Linked DNA regions of Homo sapiens: region 1 is linked to region 2. The links are chromatin loops, found by intact Hi-C in ENCODE. Cell type or tissue: body of pancreas. All regions are shown on one strand. Each heading gives the region's core, and the rest is flanking DNA. Links, peaks and the distances in the headings are about the cores only. Region 1 overlaps LRRC28 (leucine rich repeat containing 28). Region 2 overlaps MEF2A (myocyte enhancer factor 2A).

The links. Hi-C counts contacts between places; a loop is a spot of excess contacts. Peaks named below come from ENCODE experiments on the same cell type or tissue, not always from the same donor. Only the 100,000 strongest peaks of a DNase experiment are listed, where the experiment ranks them.
Region 1: a loop joins it to region 2, with 2.5 times the contacts of the local background. A loop is called at or near these places in 38 of 110 quality-filtered maps.

What each region holds. Positions count from the first base shown.
Region 1 is chr15:99,263,791-99,271,790 of GRCh38, forward strand. All of the region lies in intron 2 of LRRC28 (leucine rich repeat containing 28), which reads left to right. Among named protein-coding and RNA genes, the nearest start is that of LRRC28, 16 kb to the left of the region's middle. In body of pancreas, for the core only: no CTCF peak of the experiment used is centred there; a DNase peak (open chromatin) is centred at 4,861; H3K27ac peaks cover 2,435 bases.
Region 2 is chr15:99,711,721-99,721,295 of GRCh38, forward strand. MEF2A (myocyte enhancer factor 2A) reads left to right here. Exons shown (of 12, transcript NM_001319206.4): 12 at 670-4,768. The coding sequence ends at 1,051. It also overlaps a transcript of LYSMD4 not described here. Among named protein-coding and RNA genes, the nearest start is that of LYSMD4, 17 kb to the right of the region's middle. RefSeq lists a silencer at 6,089-6,198 and enhancers at 7,810-7,859, 7,880-7,929. In body of pancreas, for the core only: no CTCF peak of the experiment used is centred there; no DNase peak of the experiment used is centred there.

The DNA of each region.
Region 1 (8,000 bases), core at 1-8,000, 450 kb before region 2:
TTTGTTGAGTACTTAACTGTGTACCCATCACTCTTCAAGACACTGACAATAGATACATCATGGAACAGCTGCTGCTTCTTATGGAATTTTCATTTGTTGGAATTTCAAGTTTAAGGAAAAAAAATGAACTAAGACTCAATGGCATAACGTTCGAGGGACAAGTCTACAAAGCTGTTCTGCTTGCCTTGAGCAGTGGTTTTATAGGTTCTGTTGGAAGTAAGAGCTCAGGGCCACAAAGAAAATGAACACTCAAAAAGTTTCTCAGCAAGGCCAGTTTTCTTCTGCAGAAGGGTGCTGCTCATAGGCCTAGCCACCATGAGAACACACAGAACAAAGGAGAACAACACAGATTCTGTGTCTGTGTCTTTCCCCCATTAGCTGGGGTTGGACCACACAATCTAAACTAGTCCTGATTGGCTAAACATTTAAACTTTCTTAGACAAGGTAGGCGCATGATAGAGGAGAGAGGGAGAGGAGGAAGTGGTCACCTGCAGGCGACTAGAAAGCTAACCTATTTCTACATAAGGAAAGGAATGTGGAACAGGGCTGTGGCATGTCTAGGCATATTTAGACACGTTAAGGCTCAGCAAAAGCGGGGAGTGGGGGGTGGAACTTGGAACTAGAGAATAAAGAAGAGGGGAACTGGACAAGCTGTTTGAAGAGGAACCTAGCTGTATCTAACAGTTCCACAGAACCTTAGGTTTACTGAGCAATGCTGAGGTGGGGACCGAGCAATAGTGTATCTCCACTTCAGCGGGAGCAGCTCTTCTTTTGTTTGAGTATTGATGTTCTCTATGCAAACCCCCACATAGATGGGATATGCAGAGAGGACCTCTAGTAAACAGATGGGTAGATAGGTTTTGAAGTTTGGCTGTGATATGGGATGGGCATAGTGGGAGGGGATTTGACAGCAAAGGAGATTTTTCTTCTATTCTTCCCTTTTCTTTTCTTTTCCCTTTCCTTTTCCCCCCTCTCTTCTCTTTTCTAAGAGGACAGAGTAAATGCTGATAGGAAATTCCCATTAGAGAGGAGTTGAACCTCTGGAAAAAGGGAATAATGAAAAGTCCAAGTTTCCTAAGAATGGGCTCCAGAGTACACATGGAAGGATTGACCTTAGGAATATATCCTTTCCTCCTTTGTAAAAGTAAAGAAAGGGAGAACAGGTGGAAAGACAGATGTGCACTGAGGGAGAGAGAGGCAGTTGAGAGAGTTTTTGTCTGATGCTTTTACCAGGTCAGACCATCTGCTTGGGAATGAACATTTGGGGAGAGGGCAGGTTTGAAGACTCACATGGCAGTTTGGCTAGAGAAAGATAGAATTGTTGGGTGTTATTTAGCAAGCAGTTGGTGACTAAGCTTATGGTGGAACCTTCTGCTCGTTTAGGGAACTTTCTCTTGCTGTACTCAGCTGTCTGAGGGATGGAGAAGGTAGACTGTGGCATTCATACAGATTTAGGTTTTTGCCAGGTGGATGCAGTACAAGTAGAGAGAGACTAAGGAGGTTTAGGATTTGGCCAAGAGAGTGATATAACATGAAATCTGAGTTGGATTGGAGGCAAATAAAGGAAGAGTGAATACGGAGAATGGAGGTGGGCCAAAGTACCCATTGATGTTGACGAACTGCTGTATTGGGCACGACTGAGTAAGCCATCTGGGGTATGGGACATTTTGGTGGCAGAGAAAGACTGTGGTCATGGAGAAGTTTCTGATGATGACACGGTCTTAGTGTGCAGGGTGGAGGGGGCTGAGGTAGAGCCTTACAACCTTCCCTGCATCGGTCCCTGTGGTCTTTGTAAGAAGGAGAAGGAATATAGCGTGGAAGCAACAATCACTAGTCCTTTCTAAAACTCTAAAGTTCCTCAAGGGAGGAAATTAGTAGTGGGAGCATTTCAGGGCTGCAGTCCCAGGAAGCGGGTGTTTCATGGTTTGGTAGCAAAACTCAGGACTGAGAGGTAAGAGAGGTAAGAGATCAAAGTCCTATGGCTTAACCTCTTTGGACCTCAGTTCCTTTATTTACAAGAAAAAAGGCCACAAGAGACTTGGAGGAAAACATAAAATCTCAACCTGGAAGCAAAATCACTTAATGAATCTGTCAACTGCTTTTCTTAATGGTAACAGTTGGCCTTCCTGAGGAAATGAAAGAGTAACTTGCCCAAATACTGATAGAGCTCTCACTACTTGCTAATTTTATTTTATAAATATGAATGGACAAAAAAGAGGTATCCAAATTTTAATGAAAGAGGGGAGTTTGGCTTATAGCTAAGCAACAGGAGCAGATGGATCCTGATTAAGCAGTTAATCTATGCAACAAGAGATAATTTAACTTAAAAATTATATTCCACTTAGTGAAGGAAAGAGAGATCTGTCAATCATGTTCCTGAATTGGGCTGGGAAATGAGGCACAGATGTTCTTTCTTTCCTGTTAGCCCAGGAGAAAAACATTCCTGACTTTCTGCTTCAAATATGAACAGGCAAATGAAAAAAGAATACAGATAGCAAAAACACGTAAAAAGATGTTCAACTTTTAGAAGAAGTGATAAAACACTAATTTTTACCTATCAGATTGGCAAAGATGAACACCTAGCCAGGCATCGAGGCATACCAGCTACTTGGCTGAGATGAGAGGATCATGTGAGCCCAGGAGTTTGAGACCAGCCTGGGCAACATAGTGAGACCTTGTCTAAAAAAAAAAAAATTAACACCTAGTGTTAAGGATAATTAATACCCAGTGTTGGAGACAGTTAGGAGAAGATACTGTCACATACTCCTAATGGAAATTAATGTTTTTGTTGAGTTGTTGGGCCATATCTAGCAAAACTACATGGATATGTGTTTGAATCGGCATTTTCACTTGCAAGAATCTACCCAATAGAAAAGTCTGGTGAACAAGAGTGTTTATCACAAAATTGAATATGATGAAAAATTGTTAAAACCTCGATATTCATCAATAATGGATTTGTTAAAATATGATAGCAGCTAGCACTGTTTGAGTCTTTACCAAGTGCTCAAACAGTTTTACGCAAATGACATGTATTATTTAATCCTCAGGACAATCCTGTGATGTAGGCACTATTATGATCCTTATTTTATAGACAAATAAACTAAGTCATAAAATGTACATCAAACTGAATAATGATTAAAGTTGGAGATGGATGGAGAGTATGAGGGTAGGGGTGGAGGCTGAAAGAAACAGCCTTACTTAAGTGTTTATAGGACAAGGGAAAACTCTACTAGTAAGTTTGGTTTATATTACTTTCAGTAAATATTTATTTTTATAATTTGGAGTCAGTTAAAATAAGATGGTTAGAATATAGTGCCACTAAGTTTTTATCAAGCTTTCTAATCAGCTAGTCTAAATATTTTGATTTACAGCGATGCATATGTTTATGCCATATTGACATAGATGACTCTCTTAGCCGGTGGTTAGGTGAGGGTGAGAGAGGTTGATGGCTAGGAAAGTCACACAACTATATCCGCCACCCCCTCCTTGAATTTGGTAGTAGTAGGATCTGGATCAAATAAGGATCAGAACACCCTGAGGGGAAAAACAGTAAGTTAAGGAGATGGCCTAAAAGAGCATCATACAGCCAAGTGCGGTAGGAGAAACCGGGAGCGGGAATTAAGTTTTGTTATTAGTTTGGTTCATTTTGAATTCCAGAGCAAGGACTTCTTGTTTTTCTCCAGTCTGTTGGATCCTTGCAGCTTGAACTGCTGCTAGGGTGCAGGGCCTCCATAATCGCCATGATTGCACTGTTCTTGAGCTAGCTCTGTATAAAAGCATCTCTGTTTCTTAAATTGACTATGTGGAAATATGTGAGTATATCAAATAGTAAAGCATTCTAATGGTCCGTTAGTGTTTTAGTGTTTGTAAGTAAATGTGGTACAGTTCTGGAAAACAGCCATTGCACATTTATCCTGTCTTCATAATACACATGTGCCTGAAAATTAAGTTTTGTTACAACAGCTTCTTTTCCTGTTGAATTTTCAGATTTAGAAGCTTTTCTGTCATTGTTACTGATTCCTTGTCAGTAATGTGAAACGGTGATTCCTTGTCAAATAATTAAGAAACTCAAGCCTCTCACATGTCATAATGACTTTCATTTTTCAGGAAAATGAACGTCTGTTCCATAACTTAACTCTATTTATGGAGTCATAGGATTTTAAAGCTAGAAGCTTTATTTATAATTTAGACAATTTTTCTTTTTGAGGAAACTAAGAAGAGGATAATGGCTGGTTCTAAAGTCACTTTTCAGTGCAAAAATAAGGTCTCCTAATTTGTGGTCCAGTTAGTTTTGCTTCATTTTAATTCTGTAGATATTTATTGATAACCTCTTCCTAGCCTAGCACCACCATGTCGTTAAAATTTAACCACGTTTATCGACTGTGGAGAAATGAAGTGCTGCATGTTAAGTGAATTTTCCCAGTTAATTTTTGTAAAGTCTGTGTCTGAGTTTTCCTGTGAATAAAAGTCTAGCTTAATAGAAATATTTTTAAACATGTATCATTCTTTGCTTTTTAAATGAAATGTAGGGAACCTGACTTAGCATATACCCTGTAATTTGTAGTTTCTGCCTAGGGAGTTAGGAGGGGGACAGTTTAGAAAGAGGTGGCAGGGCTAGGGGTCTTTTCTTAGAACAGACCATTATCTTGTGTACTCGAAGGGTGTTATTTGCAAGCAAAAGACTCAAAACCATTGGTGTATGTATGTTTCCACAAGTTTAAATTCATTTTTCAGGCATTCACTTTAATGAGGCACCTGTGTACTGGAAGTGAGACACCAGTGCCTAACTGTTAGTCCCATCGAATCAGTCAACAAATACATACGTTATGTAAGTAAGGCACTTGTACACGGATCTTGGAACATGCTCCCCACCCCACCCCCGCAAAACCAAACAGTTATGTCATAAACTTACAGAATTGTTCAAGCTAGGTGTAATCTTAAATCATTGATCTGGCTTAATGGGAATGTGTTTGGTATTCTATTTTTGTGTGTATTTTTATATTGCTTTGAAAATTGCATTTATAAAATCATACTTATGGCATGTTTATTAAATAGGTTTTTTTAAAAATAAAAAGCTGGAGAAGACACTTGATGCTTGTAACCTCCAACCCTTGTTTCCGACATTTACATAACTTAAAGTTTTAACAAATATTAAGATAAACACTTCAAGAGGCATTTCAGCAATTTTTAATGCCTGTTTTTTCTTTTGAAAAATCTTTTCTTGGCAATCAAATTTCTATCAAATTCAGAAACATTGTATTTTTGTAAATGTACTGGATGTATAGTTTTTTTTATTTTGAGCTCATTCTGTAAGTTTTTGCTAAGTTAAAAATATCAGTCTTGATGTTTGTTTTACATTTTTTGCCAGAAAACATTTGTAGATTTGAAGATACTTAAAATATTTTCATTTACATTTCTTAAGATGACAATTTTAATTTCTACAAATGCTAAGCAAATACTTTCATTTATTTCTAAGAAAAATAATCTAAAACATTTATCATTCTTACAGTTAAGTAGTTATTCTTCATGTTTTACATTTGAAAGAGCTGAGTTTAAGTGAAAAATCAGTAGTGAATATGAAGGTATGAATTCTGCACACTTTACCAGCCACATGTGCTGTTAACTTTTTTTTTTTTTGGAGACAGAGTTTTCACCCAGGCTGGAGTGCAGTGGCACGAACTCAGCTTACTGCAACCTCTGCCTCTCAGGTTCAAGTGATTCTCCTGCCTCATCCTCCCGAGTAGCTGGGATTACAGGCACCCGCCATCACGCCCAGCTAATTTTTGTGTTTTTAGTAGAGACGGGTTTCACCATGTTGGCCGGGCTGGTCTTGAATTCCTGACCTCAGGTAATCCACCTCCCTCAGCCTCCCAAAGTGTTAGGATTACAGGTGTGAGCTACCATGCCTGGCCTTAACATTTAAATTAAAGTAAAATAATATTAAAAATTCAGTTCCTCCATCACATAGCCACATTTTAAGTGCTTCATAGCCACATGTGGCTAGTGTCTGCCATATTGGACAACACAGATAATGTTTCCATCATGGCAGAGAGAGAAACAAAGGAAAATGAGTAATTATTATGAAGTGAGTCAAGAGACAAAGGTAATGGTAACTAGGACCCTGAAGGCATTTATGCTACTGGGGAAGAAGAAAGAATGCTGGTTCCTTCATTCTGTACCATTAGCCTGCTAGGGTTTCTGATTCCTCTGTTGATAAATATTGCTCTATGACATATATAAAAATGGAGGGAAATACTGGAGAAGGAATGGACAAGTTGAAAAGAGGTCTACCACAGTTTTAAAAAATCTGGACACGTGGTATTTAACTCATGTCGTGTACCTGCTCAGAAGCAATGACATCAACTTATTGATTCAACTAAAAAGCTTGTTAAGTGTGTTGTGGTAGTTTGTGAATGAAGTACTTTTTATTCCTTCAGTGCCAAGACTTCATTAGCTTTTTAAAAACGAAAACGAATTTATTGGGGTGAAACTGACATAACATAAAATTAATCCTATTGAAATGACAATAGGATTCAGTACATTCACCGTGGATGCAGCCACCTCTGTCTAGTTCCAAACATTTCGTTCACTCCAGAGTAAAACCCCTCACCCATTAAGCAGTTCCTCCCCATTGCCCCGCCCCCACCCTCAGCTCCCACACCCAGCCCTGGTAACCAGCAATCTGTTTTCTCTCTGGGTTAACTCTAGATATTTTATATAAATGGGATCACAAAATATGAAACTTTGTGTATCTGGCTTCTTTCACTTAGCAAAATGTTTCCAAGGTTTATCCAAGTTTTAGCATATATCAGTACTTCTTTTTTTGTGTGTGATTCCGTAGGGATTCCATTGTATGGCTATACCACCATTTGTTTACCCATTCATCTACTGATGGACATTTGGGCTATTTCCACTTTTTAGCTATTGTGAATAGTGCTGCTATGAACATGAATGGACATGTTGAAGGACCTGTTTTCAGTTCTTTTGGGTATATAAATAAGAGCGGAATTACAGGGTCATACGGTAATTTTATGCTTAACTTTTGAGGAGCCACCAAAAAGTGGCTGAGCCATTTTACATTACCGCCAGCAGTGCACAATGGTTCCAGTTTCTCCACATTCTTGCCAACACTTGTTACTTTTCTTTTTTTGTTAGTGTTACAGCTGTCATAGTGGGTATGAAGTGTCACCTTATTGTAGTTTTGATTTGCATTTCCCTAATGCTAATGATGTTGAGCATCTCTACATGTGCTTGTTGGTCATTTGCATATCTTCTTGGGAGAAATGTCTGTTCAGATCCTTTGCCCATTTTTTAATTGAGTTGTTGTTTTGTGGTTGAATTGTAAGGGTTCTTTTTATAGTCTGGATGCTAGACCTTTGCCAGATATATGATTTGTAAGTATTTTCTCCCATTCTGTAGGTTGTGTTTTTTATTTTCTTGTAGTGGCCTGTAATACACACAAGTTTTTACATTTTGATGACATCCAGTGTATCTATTTTTTTTTTTTTGAGATGAGTCTCATTCTATTGCCAGGCTGGAGTGCAGTGGCACCATCTTGGCTCACTGCAACCTCTGCCTCCTGGGTTCAAGCGATTCTCCTGCCTCAGCCTCCCAAATAGCTAGGACTACAGGTGTGTGCCACCATGCCCAGCTAATGTTTATATTTTTAGTAGACATGGGGTTTCACCATGTTGGCCAGGATGGTCTCCATCCCTTGACCTCATGATCCACTTGCCTCAGCCTCTCAAAGTGCTGGAATTACAGGCGTGAGCCACCGCATCCAGCCCTATTTTTCTTTTATTTATTTATTTATATATTTATTTAGAGATGGAGTCTCACTCTGTTGCCCAAGCTGGAGTACAGTGGCGTGATCTCAGCTCACTGCAACCTCCCCCTCCTGGGTTCAAGGGATTCTCTTGCCTCAGCCTCCAGAGTAGCTGGTACTATAGGCGCATGCCACCACGCCCGGCTAATTTTTTTGTATTTTTAGTAGAGATGAG
Region 2 (9,575 bases), core at 169-8,168:
GTCTTCTTAGGAATTATGTCATGGAAAAAGCAGCAGAGTATCTCAGGGAAATTTGCCTACACAGGATTTGGCCCTCAGGCCTGTCCTGAGCATCCTAAATGAATGCACTAAAAATAGTCCTGGAAAAGCAAGTGGAAAGGGCTCAGAGCCCAGGCCCGGGGAACAGCCTGTTTGCGTCCTCCTCTACTGCTCTCAGCCAGCCCCTCATTTCCTCATCTGGAAAATGGGGATGGTGCGACTTGCACCTTAGAGGTGTTGCGAGGATGAGCGATGTTGTGCCCTGTCACAGGGCCAGAGCAGATGGGGAGCAGATGCTGAGGAAGAAGAGGCGGTGAGCAGATGAGGCTGCTGTTCCTCTGTCTTTCTGGTCCCTGCACAGCATTAAGACACTGACATTGTTTTGTATACTTTAGCTGCAAAAGTACCAACGTTGTGGGTAACAGAACCAAGTAACGTAAGGGCTCAACGGTACTGTTTTCTTTCCTCCTAGGAAGATGGGATTTCCTTTTGTGCCAAGCACTGAAGGAAACGACCCAAACCAGTCTTGGGGAACTCTGATAAGATTTCAGACTCTGGGCCCTTTTCCATCAGGCAGTGTCTCTACTGTATCATCCCAGTTTTGCAGAGGTACTTGCAAGCCATCTGACCTCTCTCTTTTTTTTCCTTCAGTGCTGGAGGGCAGTTATCTCAGGGTTCCAATTTATCCATTAATACCAACCAAAACATCAGCATCAAGTCCGAACCGATTTCACCTCCTCGGGATCGTATGACCCCATCGGGCTTCCAGCAGCAGCAGCAGCAGCAGCAGCAGCAGCAGCCGCCGCCACCACCGCAGCCCCAGCCACAACCCCCGCAGCCCCAGCCCCGACAGGAAATGGGGCGCTCCCCTGTGGACAGTCTGAGCAGCTCTAGTAGCTCCTATGATGGCAGTGATCGGGAGGATCCACGGGGCGACTTCCATTCTCCAATTGTGCTTGGCCGACCCCCAAACACTGAGGACAGAGAAAGCCCTTCTGTAAAGCGAATGAGGATGGACGCGTGGGTGACCTAAGGCTTCCAAGCTGATGTTTGTACTTTTGTGTTACTGCAGTGACCTGCCCTACATATCTAAATCGGTAAATAAGGACATGAGTTAAATATATTTATATGTACATACATATATATATCCCTTTACATATATATGTATGTGGGTGTGAGTGTGTATGTGTGGGTGTGTGTTACATACACAGAATCAGGCACTTACCTGCAAACTCCTTGTAGGTCTGCAGATGTGTGTCCCATGGCAGACAAAGCACCCTGTAGGCACAGACAAGTCTGGCACTTCCTTGGACTACTTGTTTCGTAAAGATAACCAGTTTTTGCAGAGAAACGTGTACCCATATATAATTCTCCCACACTAGCTTGCAGAAACCTAGAGGGCCCCCTACTTGTTTTATTTAACTGTGCAGTGACTGTAGTTACTTAAGAGAAAATGCTTTGTAGAACAGAGCAGTAGAAAAGCAGGAACCAAGAAAGCAATACTGTACATAAAATGTCATTTATATTTTCCAACCTGGCATGGGTGTCTGTTGCAAAGGGGTGCATGGGAAAGGGCTGTTGATATTAAAAACAAACAAAACAAAAAAGCCCCACACATAACTGTTTTGCACGTGCAAAAATGTATTGGGTCAAGAAGTGATCTTTAGCTAATAAAGAAAGAGAATAGAAAACACGCATGAGATATTCAGAAAATACTAGCCTAGAAATATAGAGCATTAACAAAGTAAAATTAATATATTAAGTTATAATTGGAATATGTCAGAAGTTTCTTTTTACATTCATATCTTAAAAATTAAAGAAACTGATTTTAGCTCATGTATATTTTATATGAAAGAAAACACCCTTATGAATTGATGACTATATATAAAATTATATTCACTACTTTTGAACACATTCTGCTATGAATTATTTATATAAGCCAAAGCTATATGTTGTAACTTTTTTTTAGAGAATAGCTTTATCTTGGTTTAACTCTTTAGTTTTATTTTAAGAGGGGAAAACAAAAATATCTTGCAAGCAGAACCTTGGAAAAAAAAAGCCATGAACACTTATTCTAAATGTAAATTAAAAGTTGAGCCAAACTCTTTGTGTATATAGCATCTTAAATATATTATCACCTTTGATGTAAGTACCTATGTATTGTATGGTCACCAGATTAAAAAGTATATTTTTGTGGATTGCCGCCAATCTGGGGGGAAAAGGCGAGGTCCTTTATTAAGTATTCACTGTTTAATATTTACTATTTTGTTAAATATACTGTACTTTGGATTTTAATTATTAGCCCAGTTTTTTCAGAGGATTGTATAAAGGGGTTTCTCCCCTCACTGGTGGTGAATGTGTGATGTTACATTGTAATCTTTGTGCTGTATGGGTTGAGCATCATTATATATTTTGTATGTGTACATAAATAGCAAAGTGGCAAAAAAAATTGGTGTTAAGTTCATCCTGCATAAGTATAAAATGTGTTGTAACAGATTTTGTAAGGCATTATTTAAAACTTGCCTTTTGTGAGGAAAAAATGTAGTAGAAAAAGCTGACCTAATTTAATTAATATTAGAGAAAATGGCAAAATAGTAGATGAGCACAAAGGTTTTATAAGTGGTAAATGATTAGGGGAAAATAATCATGGGGAAAGGGATCTTTTTTCCTTGACCCTCTGAAAACAGAACGATGCAGCTGGTTACAAAATCCTACCGTTATCAGCTCTTCTGCACATTGCAGTGATGCTTTGGTATGCGGGGAGAAACACTCTTAGGGTGCTGGTCCTTGGCATGACTCTTGCCATTCTAATTGGAATTAGTGCCACCCTCAGCTTGGATTTTGAACAAGGCCTTATTCTTTCAGGAAGACAACTAATGGATGATAGCAAGTTCATCCACTTACTGGGCTTGTGCCATGAGCAAAATTCAAAGTCCTGTATATCTTTCATTGTAGATTTTTAAATACTCCTTTTCCTAAAAAACTCAAGGGTTTAAAAATTGCTATTTTATATTTTAAATGATATTGAGCAGCTACCTACAATTTCTATGTACATTTTGTTCCCCCCCCCCCACCCCCCCCCCAAATTACGTTCCTTTTGACATTTTCCTCATCTGCTGTTTGTGACAAGTCATCAGCCAGATTTCCTGACTGACACATAGGTATGATCAGTGCAGGAGAGACCTGCGCACCACAGGCTGCAAACTGGAGGTTCTGTTCTCATGGCAGTTTGGGCAGTAACTTTTGAGAGAGGCCAAAAAAAGGAGGATGACATGCTGTCTCCTCTCTTCAGTATAGACATTAGGCTCTTATTCAGAAAGGATTTTTCTTTAAAAATGTACTTACTTTACTGAACTACTTACAGGCACATTTCTTCATAAGGCCACACCTAATCCAAACAAGACAGTCTCCCAACACTGAAGTTCCAAAATAATCCTTACCACTTTGTAAACCATTTATAGCTTTGAAAGTGTTAAGTGATTCCTTCGTTATTATTTATGCATGTTCATGAACTTCTGCTGTACATTGGAATAGGAGTTAACACATTCACATTTACTGTCTATTTTCTTGTGTGCCTTATGAGATGGCTTTTCTGACTGTATCTCAATAGTCTTTCTTTCTATGCAGGTTTATAATCAGTACAACTACTGTTTTCTAAAATACTACTACTCAAGGCTCGGAGTTTGTATTTAAATTACACTGACCAAGTAACAATGTATTCCATTTCAGGAACTGAATATTTGACTGTTAACCTTTTTCCCATACGTCCAGTGTGGCATGGAGCATATGGACTTGACAGACATCTCTCACCCAGACGCCCACGTGTGAACACACCCACATCCACATCTCTGGGTGGAAACCAGCCTAGAGAGGGGACGACGCTAATGGTGTTGCTTTAGAACCGTCTTTTCTTACCCTTTTAGACTCGTGTTTTGTATGAGACACCATTGCAAGAAAATTTTATCCCTCCAGAAGTATTTTATTACTAAAGAACAAAAGCAAAAAAAGCTTAAATTGCACTGGTTAAAGTACAGTTTCCAACAGCTGTCCTTCCTCAGTACTCTAATGGCCACTCCACCGCGAGTGGAAGTCACTGTTGTGTGTACACAGGTGGTCCCAATCAAAACTCCATCTTTTGAGCCCAATTATGTCCATTTTGTTATAGACTAAATCAGGGGTTTGTTCTACAAGAACAATACATGTTTTACCCTTTCCTTTAACTAGAAGGATAACTAGTAATGCATCAACATAATTTCTGTATTAACCATCATGCGCACAAGAAATACATAGTAAATAAGGAAGCTGAAAACTCCTGGCATTGGATCTTAAGCTAGATGATTAGAATGTGAAAAAGATTTTACAAATGTAAAACTTCTATTTCTCTGTAGAAACTTTCTTCACTTTGCTGTGCAAGAAGACACTGCTTTGCTATATTTAAAATGGCTTTTTTAAAAGAGATTTATGTATTTGGTAAATGTTTGTAGTCAACAGTTCACACAAGAAGCTGTACACGGTTTGATCATGTAAAACCGTTTGGCGGCACAAGCTGGACTTTGTTGCCATCCTTGAGATGAACCTTTTAAGAAAAATAAGTTAATCTCAATTTTTCCCTGAATGTGTTGTTTTTCTTCATTATACAATAAATATAATAGTGAACTTTTTATCAAATGGTGAAGACAATGCTAAAGGTTGTTGTAAACTGTTTGTCTCCCGCACTCACTCCAGTAAAGACGGACTGGCTCTTCCTGTGCGTCGAGACTCTGTCATGTTTGCCTGGGGACACAAGGCGCTGGCTTTGCCACCAGGCAGCCCCTTCCCCTAAAGCCCTCTCCTTTTTCATTCCTTTCACGAAGACCTTTTTCACCTGCAGGCTTCTTTCTCTGGGTTGAGACAGGGTCAAGGAAACCGTCCCAACGCCCCCACTGGCCTCCCCCTTGTCGGCTCCCGGGTCATCCCTGCTGGGCAGCCCTGGAGCCCATAGGAAGCAGTGGGCCACGCAGTCCCACCGGGGCCTAATCTGGCTGTTGCATGCACAGTGCTGTGGATGAGTGGAATCCATTCGGCCTCCAGTAACTGCTTCTCACAGGAAATACGCCAAAGCCTGTTAGAGGGGGTGGGTATGTTAGCTATCATTAGATTCTGGGTCTCTTTAAAGTCTAGGGTGTGAAATGATTAGTTTTGCCCAAAATACATACATGATGCTGAGCTAGATGCAGCAGAAGACAGATGTGCTGGCATGAATTGAGTTTTCAGAGTGTTAGGTGTACGTCCCAGTATGCTGGCAGGCACTTAATGGTCATCTCCCTTTGTCATAATTCAGCTAGAAAATGAAAAATCTTCAACTTTCAGTAGAAGATGTTCTCTCCTGATGTGCCTTCTAAGCCAGCTCCTAGCTAAGCAGATTCCTGGTGTTAAACTGAAAACTAAATTTTTGCGCTGGCTACGGTGGGGCTCTTATTAGCAGGTTTTGAAAGCTGGTTGAGTCCTGTGGCTAAAAATACTCTAATCACAGCTGCAGCTACTTAAAGTCAATTCATTACATTTTCCTGCTTGGCTCCCCTGGGTGCCTTGCTCTAGGCAGTATCCTGTTTTCAGGCCGATTCTGTGGCACCAGCCAAGATGATTTTCAGTCGGAGCCCTGTGCCAGCTGATTGGCTGCAGCCTGCTCGGTCGGTCGTCCGGTGCTCACAAGCAGCCCGAGGACCACTCGGTTGTAAAACTGAGAGGAAGAGGAGTGTTTCTTCCCATCTTCCACGGGGCCAGGAGGTTTCAGACGTTCCAGGTCAAGTGGGCTTGTGTCCTCATCCCGCAGAAAGTTGCTGAGCCCCGTCTGTGAGAGGTAAGCCCTGATCCCAGCTGTTGCAGGCTTTGGGCTGAGGACGAGCTCTTCCCAGGCAGCCCCAGCCCCAAATGCACATAGCTGGGGTGTAAAGCTTTGGTGCTCCTCATTTCATCAGTCTTGCTTCCCAGAGGACCCAGATTGACAGGGCATCTTACTCGGCTTAGACGCCAGGGCCTACACTCCAGTCACTTTCTTACAGATGCATGATGGGCCTGCTTTCTAGCTAACCAAAGCAAACGCAGCTGTGGAAGAAAGAAAGCAGTTGTACTGACTGGTTTCACTACACAGTCCCCCCTTTTTTTACTCTTAGTGTATACACTTCATTTTGAACTCACTTTTGACTTACAGAAAAGTTGGGAAAATAATGTGGTTTCCACATATCCCTCAGCGGGCTTTCCCTAATGCTAACATTTACATAACCATAGTACAAGTACGAGAACCCAGAAATTAATATTGACACAGCATTTTTAACTAAATACCTTACTTGAATCTCCCCATTTTTTCCACTCATGCCTGTTCTAGGATCCAATCCAGGATCCCACATTCCCTTTGTCACTTGTTACAGCTTTTCTTATATAACCTTTGACACTTTTGAATACTGATCGGTTATTTTGTCTAATACCGCTCGGTGTGGATGTGTCTAATGTGATGATTGGAAGGAAGTTGTGCATTTTGGCGGGAAAACCACAGAAATGGTATGTCCCTAATGCATCATGGGGTCCATGTTGGTGTCTTATTCCAGGCGATACTGACTTTGATCACTTGGTTCAGTGGTTTTTACAGGGTTTCTTCAATGTAAAAAGTTTCTCTCCCTTTGTAATTGATACATATATTGGGGGAGATACCTTGAGACTGCAGGGTTATATTTTCACCCACTAATTGTGCAGCGTCTATAGCTGTGGTAGCTGCCTGTTTTCTTCCACATTTATTCATTGGAATTCTGCTGCGAGGAACAGCTGTCCCTTCTCATTTCGTTACTCATTATGTCATTGTGGACTCGGATTTTATTTCTCCTGTGGGCTATAATCCTGTCATTATTTTGCTCCTCCACTTGTTCCAGCTTTGGCCATGAGGAGCTTGATCAGGTGGCCTTCCATGTGAAATCTGAGTCTGTCCACACCCTTAGCATGTCCTTTCTGGCACCACAGGTGCTCCACACTCATCTTGTGGTGTTGGGTCAACCACTTTTTCCACTATTCCTGGTTCCCTTTATTGGAGAATGGTATTTGGAAACCAGATCTGGGCAATAGATGTGCTTATTGTTACCAGGGTATCACCTCTTTCGGACTCTTTCTGCAGACACAACAAGGAAATACATGTAGTTATGCGCACACACACACACACACACACACACACACACATCCATCCATATTCCTAATTACCTAAACATGTCAAAAGCCATGGTTTACGCGAATGCTTTGGATTCATTTGTAACTTCTTTCTCCTGTGGTGGGGAACCCAGCTCTTATTATCTACAGTCCTTTTACTTATTGTTCAGTTCCAGTGTACACTTATTTTCAGAACTGCCCATACCCGTGTAGGGAACACACATTGACTGACTAGATGAGAGCATTTATGTGGTTTTGTGGTTTTTGCCTTTGGCCTTACACTATCCAGTCAAGACAGTGGTTTCCAGTTACTTGTAGTTCCCAGTCCCTTCAGTGTGGTTATCTTACTATTTGTAACATGGTTAGCTTCATCTGTTCGTGTTTTATTTCACTTTCGGCACCCTCCCCATCCTAGTTGGTTTTAATGATTTATTTTGAGGGGTGTATGAATAGTATCTGAAACATTACTGTGTTTCTAAGCTATACAAAAAGATGCTCAGAAAAGCATTCTCTCTTCACCCCTGCTAGCCTCTTCCTATCCCCGCCTCTCTCACCCGCCCCTAGAGACAACTAGTCTCTTTAGTTTCTGGTTTAAGCCTTCCTGTACTTGCACAAATAGGCAGCTTTGCTTTTTCCACTTAATAGTCTAGCTGGAAATCACTCCATAGAGTGATTAGTTCATAGACGTTTTCATCCATGGTGTGGATGTACCATGGTGCTAGGCATTTAGGCTGTTCCCAATATTCTGCAGTCGTCAATGAATAGCCCTACACATGCGTATATTTGTATTTTTAAAGATGTATCTTCAGGGTAGATTCCTAGAAGTGGGATTGCTGAGGGAGTTCACCTGTAGTTTTGCAAGGTATCGCCAAATTTGCCTCCAGAGATGTATCAATTTGCATTTCCTCCAGCGGTGTAGGAGGACATCCTTGCCAACAGAGTGCAGTCCTATTTTTTATTTTTACCAGTCTGAGAAGTGTATCTCAATGTTGTAATTTGCCTTTCTCTATTATGAGTGAGATTGAGCATTTTTTTCATATGTTTGAGAACATTTTAATATCTTTCAAGTGTGTGAATTTCTGTTCTTTTTCTCATTTTTCTATTAGATTTTTTATTTTCATCCTCCAACTTGTAAGGGTTACTTTTATATTAGGGATATTGACCCTTTGGTGTGTGTGCTATGAATAACTTTTTTGTGGTACTTTAGTCACGCAAAATTTTATTTTTATGGAGTCAAATTTATCAATCTCATTGCTTAAAGATTTTGAGTTACATTTGGAAATATTTTCCGTACACCAAGGTTAGAGAGGAAGTCACCCACGTACTCTTGTTCTAGTATGGTTTCATCTTTTACTTTTAGATTGCTGATGCATTTGGAGTTTGTTCTTGTATGTGGATCTAATTTTATGTGTTTACCAAAGGCTCTCTATGGCCAGGTGTGGTGGCTCACATCCATAATCCCAGCACTTTGGGAGGCTGAGGTGGGAGGATCACTTGAGCCCAGGAATTCGAGACCAGCCGGGCAGCACAGCAAGACCTCCTCTCTACAAAAAGAAAAATACACAAGTTTCAAGGCTCTCAACTTGTCCCAGTACCATTTATTAGAAAGATCATCTTTACTTCACTGAGTAAAGGGGCTAATTCTGGACTGTTTTCATTCCTCATGACCGTAAATTGTAAATGGCTCTCAACACTGCCCAGAGATGCAGCTGCAGCTTCCTGGCATGCCGGCTTCCTCCCTTTGAGACGTAACTATTTTACTGCATCTCCTCTCCTTTCACACCTCCAAGACCACTTCCTTCTCTTCTCAGCTGGTTACTTCCTCTCACATTTTCCATTGAGAAAATAGATGGAATCTGATGAGACCGACCTCACCTTCTCACGTGATATCCAGGAATCTTCCCTCCAGGCACTGTCGAGGGACCTTGGTGCCCTTATCTAAGTCCAAGCCTTCTGTGTTGCATCCTGGGTCTCATCATCTCCTTCTCAAGGTCTTCGCTTCTGTAACTGTCCCCTCTTTCTGGCAGCATCAATTTCTCCCTCTCTCCTAGATCTTTCCTGTCAGCACAAAAGCATGCTTTTCTATCACCCGTTTCAAAAACAAACCAAAATAGAACAAAACTACCACTGCCCCCTTTGTCTAAGACACTAAGGTTCATGTGAAGATCATGAGATCCCCTCTGGTTTACCTCGGGGTGCTAGACATATTTGATTCTTTTCTATATGTGATACAACCTGAAAAAGATGGGGAAGCATTGACCTGCAGGGGTATCAAGGATGAAGACAGGTGCTAAAGTCATCAGTGGAGGAAAGGAAGCGACCAGAAGATCTGTAGATGATGCAACAAGGAAATGGGGCAGGAACTGTGTTCTGACAATACGTGCTTC